Regions from separate parts of the Homo sapiens genome. Here region 1 is linked to region 2. A link is a contact called in ENCODE Hi-C or POLR2A ChIA-PET data. All regions are on one chromosome and are shown on one strand. The core of a region is the stretch at or near the end of the contact, and the rest is flanking DNA. Distances in the headings are between cores, read along the strand shown. Region 1 has its middle 43 kb from the start of MIR187. Region 2 has its middle 95 kb from the start of MIR187.

Region 1 (3,165 bases), core at 329-2,828, 52 kb after region 2:
ACTGAAAGTTAAGATTGCCACCTGGCCACTTTGGGCTCCTCCTACCTTTAAGTCAACAGGCCTAAGAAGGGAGCTACAGTGTTGGCTGGGGTGATTGACCTGAACTATCAAGATGAAATCAGTCTACTACTCCACAAAGAAGGTAAGAAAGAGTATGCATGAAAAACAGGAAATCCATTAGGGCATCTCTTAATATTGTGATTAAGGTCAATGAGAAACTACAACAGTCCAATCCAGGCAGGACTACAGATGATCCTGACCCCTCAGGAATGAAGGTTTGGGTCACTCCATTAGGAAAAAAAACCATGACCTCCTGAGGTGCTTGCTGGAGCCAAAGGGAATACAGAATGGGTAGTAGAAGAAGGTAGTCATCAATACCAGCTATGACCATGTGACTAGCTGCAGAAACGAGGACTGTAATTGTCATGAGTATTTTCTTCTTCTTTTGTTAAAAACATGTTTGTTCATGTATACACTTGTACTAAGAAAATATCTGAATTTTGTTTCCCTTTTCCTTTATCATGTGACATAAGATTTATTGACTTCACATCAGCATTTAAGTATTGTTAACTTTATATAATAGTATTTGGGTTGGGGATTGGTGAGTTTCTGGTTGTACAAAGGATAGTTGTATTATGTTAGACATATTATGACCTTATTATTGTCTTTATTTAAAGATTATGTATGATCTCAGGAGATTGTGTATGGGTTCAAGTTGACAAGCAGTGGACTTGTGATGGTTAATACTGAGTGTCAACTTGATTGGATTGAAGGATACAAAGTACTGATCCTGGGTGTGTCTGGGAAGGTGTTGGCAAAGGAGATTAACATTTGAGTTAGTGGGCTGGGAAAGGCAGACCCACCCTTAATCTGGGTGGGCACAATCTAATCAGCTGCCAGTGAGGCTAGAATATAAAGCAGGCAGAAAAATGTGAAAAGAGGAGACTGGCCTAGCCTCCGAGGCTACATCTTTCTCCCGTGCTGGATGCTTCCTGTTCTCAACATTGGACTCTACATTCTTCAGTTTTGGGACTCGGACTGGCTCTCTTTGCTCCTCAGCTTGCAGACAGCCTATTGTGGGACCTTGTGATCATGTCAGTTAATATTTAATAAACTTCCCTTTATATACATATATATGTGTGTGTGTTTATATATATAATTTAATAGGATTTATATAAATATATAAATCCTATTAGTTCTGTCCCTCCAGAGAACGCTGACTAATACGGTCTCCCAAAATAGTGCCAGGGTTTCTCTGCCAGTAAAATGTGACAGCAGCTTGGTCTGTGTTTGCATTCCAGAGACTGGGGCGTGAAGGGTAAAAAGTACCCCCTGTGATGAAAAGAATTATTTTTCTTGCAAACTGGGACATATGTTGATAAAGAAAAGACCAGGTTCTTGCTTAGGTTTGGGGGTGAAAGGAAAAAAGCCTAGAAAAGAAGACCCATCCTCTTCTTTTACCACAAGTAAAGCTCCCGATCTTACTGAGAAGGAGCTTACCAAAAAAGGAAACATGGCTTGCAGAGCCACTGTGGAATGAAACCTGCAGGGGACAAAATAGTGAAGTGTGATGTGAGCAAGCTGCTTAAAGTCCCATCAGTAGCACCCCACCCTGCCAGGGAGCTCACAGCATCCACTCACAGCTGATCTCACTGACCACAGCCAGCCAGGGAGATTAAATGACTTGCTCAGATTCACATTCTGACCCACAGACTGTGGTCACAGTTCACTGTGGTTTGTACCATAGGTGATTATTCCAGGAAAGAACATTTGGGGACCCTTTATAGAACAGTTCTCGAGACAGCAGTGAGAGAGGAGAAAGGAAGAAAATGGTCAGTCAGGTAGTTAGGGTGGGTCCTTGGTTGAATTCTTTCAAACAAAAGAAGAGCCTGAAAAATCGAGCTGCAGGCACAGATAAGGCAACTTGTACAGGGAGGCTTGCCTAAGACATGCCCACAGTGCACAGATAAGAAAGGCTACACGGGTGACTTACCCAGACATGCCCACAATGGAAAATTCCATCCCCCGATACATGTGCAGTAAAGGGAACAAAGCAATATGGAGTAACTCAAACTAAGGGCCCACATGCACATTAGGAGGATGGGGTGGAGCTACCAGAAATTCACACCTTATGCAAATGAGATGCCCAACCCTTATTGGTTTCTTATAAAAGCCTTTGCATTCAATTGTAAAAATGGCAACCCTCTTTTGGGCTTGCTCTTTGCAGCTGAGAGCTTTCTTCTTTTGCTTATTAACCTCTTGCTCCAATCTCACCCTTGGTGTCTGTGCTTCTTAATTTTCTTTGTCGTGGTACCTTGGGCAACAAGAGACTGCTTTGTTGTGGTGCATTGACAAGACTGTAACATTGTGGTATATTTGTTGACAAGACTCCAATAGCAGTGCACAAAGTTCTCTTATGTCCTAGAAGCATTTCTTATGGCAATATGAGAACCCTAAAGGCCAGTGTGGGCTACTGTGTGAGACCAGTGACTGCATGAAGGTCCAGAGGGTCTGAGCATCAGACTGCAAATGCTGCCAAGTAGGGGGAACAGTGGATGTGATGGCATCAGTATTTCAGCAGATGCAGAACTACTGACCCCAGAAGCACTCGTCAGGCCAGCCAGTGCTCACAACCCAATAAATTTGATCTCAGGAAATTGAATAGGGGCAAATATGAGGTTCTGCTAGTGTGCTGAAGTGCAGGTAGAATCCCTGAGAAAGAAAAGCGGAAGTTTAATTTCTTTTCTACACTTTAATTGGAGTCTCGGTAGAGTTATGCAGAATCTTAGAGCTGAGAAAAATGCAAGAAATGATCTAGCCCAACCAGTACAGATACAGACACCGAGGCCTAGGGAGATTGCAACCTAGTGAAGCTGGCCTCAACTCTGACAGAAGTGGTGCAGTTACATGTGCTGGCTGGGAGAGTTTGCACAAGCTATTTACCCCTCTGTTTCTTCATTTGAATGTGGGGTAAAAAGTGCCTGCTTATAGCACATTTTCAATAAATTTAGGTATTATCCACATAGCATGTTTCATACATTTTGGAATTCTTCATGTAAAAGAACACAGATATAACTAAATAAGTATAGTTTAGAAATATACATATAACTGTAGGATGAAGAGGAGCAAGGACCAGACTCTGAAAAAAAGTCCATTTGAAAAATT
Region 2 (3,116 bases), core at 182-2,681:
ATGGTTCTCAAACTACTTGGTAAGAATTGGCCTTTGGATGAAGAACTTTATTTTTTAAAAAGTGTGTGTGTGTATGTATGTGTGTGTGTGTGTGAGAGAGAGAGAGAGAGAGACAGACAGACAGACAGACAGGGGGTCTTGCTCTGTGGCCCGGGCTGGAGTGTAGTGGCACAATCATAGCTCACTGCAGCCTTGAGTTCCTAGGCCCAGGGAATCCTCCCACCTTAGCCTCCCAAGAAGCTAGGACTAAAGGTGTGCACTGCCACTTTGCCTGGCTAATTATTTTTATTTTTTACAGAGGGGGGGTCTTGCTGTATTGCCCAGGCTGGTCTTGAACTCCTGAGCTCAAGCAATTCTCCCGCCTCAGCCTCCCAAACCACTGGTATTACAGGTGTCAGCCACCGTCCCTGGCCTGGATGGAGGAATTTAATACAGGAAATTGGTTCATCAGCTGACAGAAGAATTTACGATTTAAATAGGGGAGAGGAGAAAGGCAGGGATTAGCCACAGAAGGAAGCCAATAATACATGAAGGCCCATGAAAAAGGGAAGCGGAAGTCGTTACTAGAGGCCAAAACCAGCAGATGCTGAAACTGGTGGGATAGCCCTGTGGGAGCTGGGACCCTAAGGGAAGGGCTGTCTGGAAGAAACTGGAGCCATGAAGGAAACACAGCCACCAATGCTGAGATGCAGGAAGCCAAGCAAAAGGGCAAAAAGCACCAGGCAGTTCCTTTCCTTCCTCCCTCTAGTTTTCCACCAGGCTTCCCATGGGCCATGCCTACTAGAAGCCATGGAGTAAAGGAGCCTGGGAAATGCAGTTCCCTGTGATCAAAAAGAAGCACAGAGGAAAGGCTGGCATGGATCTGAGGCACAATGGGTGCCTAGTCTTTTTTTATGCCCCAGTTTGTAGATCCAGAAGGCTAAGACCAGGAGATTAGATGATCATGCCATGAAAAACTCCAGCTTAGCCCTGCTGGCACCATCACACCCTTGGAGAAGAAGAAAGAGTACGCTCAGATACAGGGATGAAAGAAGGTCCCAGAAAGAACTGGGGAGTCTCAAGGGCTGAGAGAACCACAATATGAGTTTGCTGGGCTCCTAAGTATGTTTGGGGTCTGGAGTCTAAGGGATGAGGTTGTCTTGGACAGCAACAGAAATCAAAATCCTCAAATTCCATTAGGAGACCTGGGGTAGAGGTGGTCCATGATAAAGCAGAGAGAGAGAAGTCAGACTGGGGCTTCCAGCTATATAAAGGTGATTTTGTAACCATAACATATGCTTGCATTGGACAATCTATATGTTCCTTGAACTGCTAAGGCTTTACACTATAATGAAATTGCCCTTGCCTTTCATAAAGTTGGTGGGGACAGGGGGAAGGGTGTGCTGTTGTGGGTTGAGATAGCTTCATGGTTATGAGTCCAGGCTGGCCGCAGCTGCTGTGACAGCCCCATAAACATGATCTAACCTTTCCATTTCCTCTTTCAGAAGATGCGGTTGCTAACACCTTCCTCACAGAGCTGTTGTAAGGATTACATGAGACAAATGGATTTAGCCATGAAGCACTCAGCCCAGAGCCTGGCTCCCAGAAAGTGCTCACCTAACACAGGTCTGGTCTGCAGGAGAGAGAATTCTCTCACAGCCTCCAGCAGACCACCCATCACCAAGGACCCCTGGGGGCCTCCAGCTGAGCCACTGAGAACATGCAGTGAGGAACAGTTTCCTTGCCCACAGCAGGGTGAATGCAGGAGCCCAGAGCAGACTGAGGTTGGCAAATACCTTCCCAGCCTGTGGCTCCTTAGTCACACACACACACACACACACACACACACACACACACACACACCACAAACACAGACCCACAAATCACAGCCTGTCAAGACAGTCCCAGAAGCAAAAGGAGATGAGAAGAATGTACCTTTGCTGGCAAAATTTACAGCATTCAGATGCCCATGAAAGCCTTGTGGTATGATGTGTATTATTATGTGGGAAAAAAGAAAGAAAGAGCCTCACAGAGACAGCTCTGCTGTGCTGTTCCCACCGTCGAGGATGCTGCTGGTCACAGATTACATTAAAGTAAAATATAAACAAATGCTTTAACAAACATGTAAGTAAAATTTAAGTGTTTTTAAACATTTAAACTCCAAGCAGGATACAGAGGGCATCCCGATGAGGGGACAGCCCAGCACAGGGTCTCTGAGTCCAGGCATCAGCAGGGGGAGGGGTGGGCCAGAGAAGGGAGATTGGCTAACTACTGGTGGATTACCCAAACAAGTGGATGTATTAAGGATGATGCCAGGTTCCTCATTGCCAGAAAAAGAGCGCTACAAATCAGGAAGGAGACAACTAGAATGAACCTATGGTGCTGAATTTGGGAGTATCAGAGTGTGTGTGTGTGTGTGTGTGTGTGTGTGTAAGTAAAGAGAGAGAAATATAGATACAAATGTTTATGTGTGTGTGTGTGTGTATAAGAATACATATATGTATTTCGTAGCTCTTCCCAGCCCTGGGAGCAGTGACACCCCAAAAGCAATGAGCACACTTAGACCCAGACATTCACTTTTAAGTACCATTTCCTGCTAAAAGAACCCAGGGCTTCTTGGAGAAGTTACTGGTTCCAGGGCTGGAACAGAGAATATACGAGGTGAACCTGGAGCATCTTGTTGTGCTAGAAAGCAGGAAAATGCTCAAACAACAATAATAAGGATCTGTCAAAAGGACTGCAGCCTACAGGCCAAATCTAGGACAATTTGAGCATCAAAATAAATGTCAATGCCTGTAGTTGAACCATTTGGGTTCATTACCCCTTACAGCGAGGAAGAATGCACACCATGGGGACTATGGTGGAAGGGATCTCAGTAAGAAGATTTCAGAAAAAAACCTATTATAGGATTAGGCAGTGGTTTGGGAGGGTTTTGGGAGAGTCCAGGAACTTGGCTTCACGTGGATTGCACATTGTCAGAAAGTAGGGACGATGCTATGACTGGACACCTCAATAAACCTTCTATACAGGAAAAACAAGCTAGAGCAGATAATGCTGGAATGGTCAAGAAGCAGTGGTCTCTTATTAGCCAGGAGACAGGGATGGGATTGTATGGATTGCATCTTGGTTTTGTCCAT

Evidence for each region. Hi-C counts contacts between places; a loop is a spot of excess contacts on that map. ChIA-PET counts read pairs that join two places held with the same protein, here RNA polymerase II (POLR2A). Pooled maps may share reads with other maps.
Region 1: a map of posterior cingulate gyrus shows a loop between it and region 2 (3-fold over the local background). The contact joins two enhancer-like sites. A Hi-C loop is called at or near these places in 1 of 168 maps with a recorded cell type or tissue (posterior cingulate gyrus), 1 of 37 single-sample maps with no recorded cell type and 5 of 50 pooled maps. POLR2A ChIA-PET finds 5 or more read pairs at or near these places in 1 of 52 experiments (activated naive CD4-positive, alpha-beta T cell).

Annotation. Positions count from the first base shown.
Region 1 is chr18:35,860,318-35,863,482 of GRCh38, forward strand. No RefSeq gene overlaps it. Among named protein-coding and RNA genes, the nearest start is that of MIR187, 43 kb to the right of the region's middle. Within about 2 kb of position 1,579, at least 2 of the 41 ENCODE cell types and tissues checked have a DNase peak (open chromatin) inside an H3K27ac peak, as active enhancers do.
Region 2 is chr18:35,808,445-35,811,560 of GRCh38, forward strand. No RefSeq gene overlaps it. Among named protein-coding and RNA genes, the nearest start is that of MIR187, 95 kb to the right of the region's middle. Within about 2 kb of position 1,432, at least 2 of the 41 ENCODE cell types and tissues checked have a DNase peak (open chromatin) inside an H3K27ac peak, as active enhancers do.